Regions from separate parts of the Mus musculus genome. Here region 2 is linked to region 1. Evidence: chromatin loops called from intact Hi-C (ENCODE). Cell type or tissue: heart. All regions are shown on one strand. Each heading gives the region's core, and the rest is flanking DNA. Links, peaks and the distances in the headings are about the cores only. Region 1 has its middle 82 kb from the start of Gm25564. Region 2 holds the start of Gm4166 (a long non-coding RNA gene).

Region 1 (2,913 bases), core at 118-2,617:
TCATCAGTGCGGCCATTGTAGGAAGTCTACAGTCCAGTGGAAGGTACCCCATAGCCTTAAGAATGTAAGCAGTATGTGACATGTAACTTGTCTTAAGCATGTGACAAGAATTGTACTCAGTGGGTGAAAAGAGGGGAGGAAGGAGGAGAAGGCAGAGCTGGGAGGAGATGAAGTTTGTAAGGACATGTGGGAGATGGTATCTAGAATGATTGGAGAGGGGAATGGGGGTATATATTGTTGCACAACATTGTTTAGTGTGTTAAATTGCCAAAGAATAAAGTTAAAATGTAAAACTCAAAGGACCTGGGCCTTTGGGAGATGGCTTGAGTAGGCAGGAACACTTGGTCTGCAAGCACGAAGACCTGAGTAGAAATCCCAACACCCAAGAAAACACTAGGCTTTGCTAAGTGCACCAGTAAAGCCAGCATTGTAGGATCCCAAGGATCCAAAAGAAGAGCTGTCAAGACAGCCTGAGCTTCTGATTCAGTGGGAGGCCCTGCCTTAATAAAAGGTGATAGCTATACAGAGAGACCCTGTCAGAAAGAAAGAAAGAAAGAAAGAAAGAAAGAAAGAAAGAAAGAAAGAAAGAAAGAAAGAAAGAAAGAAAGAAAGAAAGAAAGAAAGAAAGAGAGAGAGAGAGAGAGAGAGAGAAAGAGGGAGGGAGGGAGGGAGGGAGGGAGGGAGGGAGGGAGGGAGGGAGGGAGGGAGGGAGGGAGGGAGGGAAGAAAAGGAAAAGGTGAGAGAGGAAAACAGCCAACTGGTCTGGCATCCATATGTGCCTGCACACACATTCGCACATCCACATGCATGCAACACACACACAAACACACAGAATAGAGCTGAAGTGGCTAAACTCTCAAGCTCCTTCCAGCCTTTAGATTGTCCCTTTCTAGGTCCCAAGGCACTGCATGAAAGCCACAAAGAACAAGCACAAGCCTAGGCAGTCAGAGCAAGGCTCAGCCCAACCCATCTTTAAGACCCTTCATGCTACCTTAAGGTGCCCAAAGCACAAAGGGAAGAGCCGAGGGGAAAACGCGTATCCTGGGCCATTTGATCAGCTCAGACTTCAGTTGAAAGCTCTGAGGCATTAAGGAATTTCGATTGTGACTTAGAATTCCCCAGCAACTCTCCAAGAAGGATGGGGAAACTGTCTGGGTGTCCACATGGCATCTGGAAACCCCAGAAGTAACCAGCAGTTTGGGCGGCATTTACTATCAGGGTTTTCACTGCCGCTTCCAGGAGCCTCCCACAGCACCGACCACAGGTAGGGATCCTCCCCAGTGCCTACCGTCGCTTCCTATTACAGAGGTGTCTGAAACCGCGCTCTCCTGTGGACCAGCGTCCAACAGAATGTTCAGTTTCTAAGGCAGAGTGAAAATAAATCTGTTGGTGACAGTGAATGAAAATTTCTCTAGGCGAGATAAAAAAAAAAAAAGGAAATAATAAAAAAGAAAGAAAACACAAAAGCTCTGCATGTAGATTGCAGAAAGGAGAAAAATATTCTGAATTGTGAGACTTCTGGGTTTTCCCCTTCCCAGGAGGAAATGGGCTACTTAGGAGAAAGCTCCTCAGAATGGCAGCACCTGGACCACTTTCCAGCCGCTTTTGTCCTCACTAGGAAGGGGGCGGGGAGAAGATGCGTTCGTGGGGAAACATTGCCATCCAGTGGTCAACTTGTGCATTGCCCGATAAAAACAGGAAAGAAAAAAAAACGCTTGGTGACATTTTGTCAGTCAACTGATAAGTGCTGAGAATACTTGTCAGATGTCAGGCTGAGAATACTTGTCAGATGTCAGGCCAGATCATTGATACCACCCTTCAAACCTATAGGAATTCACACACACACACACACACACACACACACACACACACACACACACACACACACACACGGCACTCTAAAGGCTCCAAGGAGCGAACCAGCTGTGTGAATAAAAGAAGCAGAACTCAGAGCTGCTCTAGGACCCATTTGCCTGGCCATGTCCCAGAGACAACTGCTCCCAGTCACCCTGAAGGGTTGGTGCATGGTGATTCAGATGAGGCGGCTGCAAACAGCAGTTTCCACAGTACCCAGAAATGGGTTTTCCCAATTTCTGTTTGTGCCATGTAGCCTCCCACCGTCGTGAAGAATAAATATGCTTCCCTAGTTCCTTTATAGATAGACTTTGGGACAGAAGTCCAAATAGAGGGATGGATAGACTCACTGTTCCTCTTGGGTGATGACCTCAAGTCCTCAGCCAAGTCAATGGCCTTACGGAGGACGGGAGACCTACCTAGCTTATCTTTTCTTCCAGCTCGGCATGAGGGCTGAATGAGACATTGACTTTACTCTTTTTCACTTGGAGTAACTGACCTCTCAGACCAGCCTCCAGGTTTGGATTTCTCATCTCTTGTAAGTGATGGGTTTTTGCCTCCCTCCCCCAGCCCACTCTCCGCAGTTAGGACGGTACAGTTCCCCTTGATGATCTGGATGTAAATTCCCCCATCTACACCTACAAGGTATCATATGGTCAGAAGTCAATCTTTAAGATCATATCAACCACCAGACCCCCCAGAACTCCCAGGGACTAAGCCATCAACAAAGGAGTACACATGGCTCCAGCTGCATATGTAGCAGAGGATGGCCTTGTCATGCATCAATGGGAGGAGAGGTCTTGGTCCTATGAAGGCTCGATAGATGTCCCGTGTAGGACAATCAAGGGTGAGGAGCTCGGAATGGGTGGGTGGGTGGGTGGATGGAGTAACACCCTCATAGAAGCAGGGAGAGGGAGGATGTGATAGAAGGTTTCCAAGAAGGAGAGAAACCAGGAAAGGGGATAACATTTGAAATGTAAATAAAGAAAATATCCAATTTTTAAAAAAGGATCATTTGTTCTCGTGTAATTAGCCAGCAGCTTAATTTACAGTTTCTAA
Region 2 (2,913 bases), core at 266-2,765, 830 kb before region 1:
GTAAGAAAATTGGGGGTTTACAGAAGTCTTTCGGTATGGGGCTCATTTCTTCCTGCCTGCTATTTCAGAGAGCCTGCATCACTCTACATACAAATGGGGAATTTTCACGTTTGACGATGATGAACATATTCTAAAAGCAAACGGGCTGCCTCTCCTGAACAGTCGGTACTCTGGGTTCAACGCTTTACTTTTCCTCTCGGAGTAAAATCAAACTTGTCCAGAGCTTCACCGAGACAGCATCATCTACAAGCACATTTCATGCTAAATGGCAGATGGGGCCCTTGCCCTTTCCCAAATCCTAGCCCGGGGCTCCCTTAGAGTGAGGCAGATTGTTGCTTTAGAGGAGAAACATTCCTCCTGGAGGCTTCTGGCTCTCCCTTTTAATCCTGTCTCAAATGGCACCAATTGCAAGGACTGCCCCCTTTGCCTAAGAGCAAGCAAGCTCTTTCTTGTCACAGTGAAGCCGGCTGTGACTCTGTCCCAGGCAGGTGCTGTGGGTTGTGTGGAAACTACATTCAGACACTTCTGATTTCAAAGCAAACTCTGGATTCTGAGCAGAGCCTTGAGCTGGTAAGTTTCACTACCTGATTAACAAATGGAGAGGGGAATGCCTGCCACATTGCCAGGCTTAAAAAGGTGCTTCTAATCCCAGGTAGTGAGGAGGCTGAGACAGGAGGATCTTGTGTTCAAAGTGTTTCTGGACTACAAATGGAATTCAAGGCCAGAACTGATGGTTTAGTGGGACTCCATAGTAAAAGGTAAGGACCGAGGACTACTCCTAAGTACACATCTTGGTGGCAGAGCAACTGCCTAAAGGTCCCGAAGCCTGCTGTAGGTTCATCCTTGAGACCTTAGAAAAAAACATAAAGGGAGAGAGTCCCTTGTGATGTGCACTGACTTTTTCACAATGGCTATCACTGGAAACAAAGATCCTATAGCATTTTAAAGTACAAGATTCTCAAAGAAAGTTGTGAGTTCTTTTGCATGGGCTAGACAGATCTGACAGAGACCCACTGGTTATGCAGTTGAGTGAGCTCTGCAGGCTCTCTCTGTCCCGGTTCAGTGTGGTCCCCAGGGATACTGTGTTCTGTGCAAACTTCAGTTCCCACCTGTATAATAGTGCGGACGAGGTAAGGTACGGTCTAAATATCCTGGCCGTGTGTGAGTAAAATCAGTGCTACAGAGTGTATTAAATGTGCACCCTAGCAGAGCATATGCATGGAGGACTGCATTCTCCAAGTCCCTGTCTGTGAGTATCATAGTCTCTGACTTGGGGACCCCACGAAATACTCTGAGGAAGTCAGGACAACTCTCTGCCTTCCCTCTAAGGGTTCATCAGAGGTCCATATACTCAGCCAGGTTTTCATACTGACAGATCTCCGAACTCCAGTGAGAAGTCTGTATTTCATGCTGGGAACCCAAGACTTCACATCAAGATAGATGCCACGCGCTGCCATTCAACCCGCAGCTTCAAATTTTAAGTATAACAGTGGAGCCTCCTTAAAGACATCTCCTCAGCGCGTGGCGTGTGTGGTGAATGAGTGAGCAAAACCATCCTCCCCTGTCTTGTCATCTTCGCTGGACCATCCAGCTGCTTCCTCCATCCACCAGGGGGTGCTCACCCCCACTAAAAGCCAGGGTTTCTTCCAATCACTGGACAGACAGGGACCACAGCCAGGACCTTCAAAGCATCTTTCTGAAACGTTAATTGTTTGGTTGCACCAAGAGAAAAGAATTTATAAAAAGTTTTGATCTGTTTTGATTCAAATGTGGGTGCTTTTAAACATATATTTTTTTTTTTACCATAGTAACAATAGTACAGGCAAACCAAGCATTCTAGTACATCTGTGTAAGGATCGATTCACTTACAAAAAGTTTAGAAAACAGAGAAAACTCTAGTCAAAAATAAATTGTCAATATTGCAGTTATTTTCCTCTTGAATTCCCTTTCCCCAGAATAGCCTATCAAAATCACCCGTTGGCAGCCAGAAAGCGAAGCCTCCGGCTTGCTGAGTCTTGCTTATATTTCATCACAGTAAAGGACAAAATTTATTTATCAATTTATTTATCGTTTTCTTTTGAATTATCACACACTAACTGTACCCCTATGTGATAGAGTGTCTTATTTCAGTATCTGATTACAGTGACAGATTCTCCTCGGGGAACACCTTAAACAGCCAAACAAACTTCCAATGACAATTAGGGAAAAAGAAAAGAAAGAACAGCGTGCTTGTGGTTTTCAAATGCTGCTTTTTCTCCTAAAGATTTCAAATTTGCTCTTCTCTCTCCAACCGAGTTATTTACACAGTACGTTATTAACTTAAGTGAACTTGAAGGCAGACAAACTTTGTTTGATCAGGACATAACACAAAAGTCCCATTTGAAAACTTGCTTATGTGGACATTTATTTTTGAATTTCAATCTTGAACTTACAAGAAGCCAATGCATCCATTTTAAAACCATGTATGTAAACACTATGAATTTTTAAAATAGCTTTCTTTTCTTACTTTCTAATGTTGGTTCAAATAATGTGGTTTGGTATGCCTTCCTGAGACACTCTTTCCTTGTTTCAGATCTAGGCCTGTTTTGGAGAGAGAGAGAGAGAGAGAGAGAGAGAGAGAGAGAGAGAGAGAGAGAGAGAGAGAGAGAGAGAGAGAGAGAGAGAGAGATCAATTATTTTAGGTCAATTTTACTCAAGCTAGTTTTTTAAAAATTTTAATTAGGTATTTTCTTCATTTACATTTCCAATGCTATCCCAAAAGTCCCCCATACCCTCCCTCCCACTCCCCTACCCACCCACTCCCACTTCTTGGCCCTGGCATTCCCCTGTACTGAGGCACATAAAGTTTGCAAGACCAATGGGCCTCTCTTTCCACTGATGGCCGACTAGGCCATCTTCTGATACATATGCAGC

What was found. Peaks named below come from ENCODE experiments on the same cell type or tissue, not always from the same donor. Only the 100,000 strongest peaks of a DNase experiment are listed, where the experiment ranks them.
Region 2: a loop joins it to region 1, with 14 times the contacts of the local background. A loop is called at or near these places in 19 of 42 quality-filtered maps.

Annotation. Positions count from the first base shown.
Region 1 is chr12:28,430,989-28,433,901 of GRCm38, forward strand. No RefSeq gene overlaps it. Among named protein-coding and RNA genes, the nearest start is that of Gm25564, 82 kb to the left of the region's middle. In heart, for the core only: a CTCF peak has its summit at 1,662 (motif pointing left); no DNase peak of the experiment used is centred there; H3K4me3 peaks cover 676 bases; H3K27ac peaks cover 572 bases.
Region 2 is chr12:27,597,745-27,600,657 of GRCm38, forward strand. It overlaps Gm4166 (a long non-coding RNA gene), which reads left to right and starts at 455. Exons shown (of 4, transcript XR_381387.2): 1 at 455-570. In heart, for the core only: a CTCF peak has its summit at 1,612 (motif pointing right); no DNase peak of the experiment used is centred there.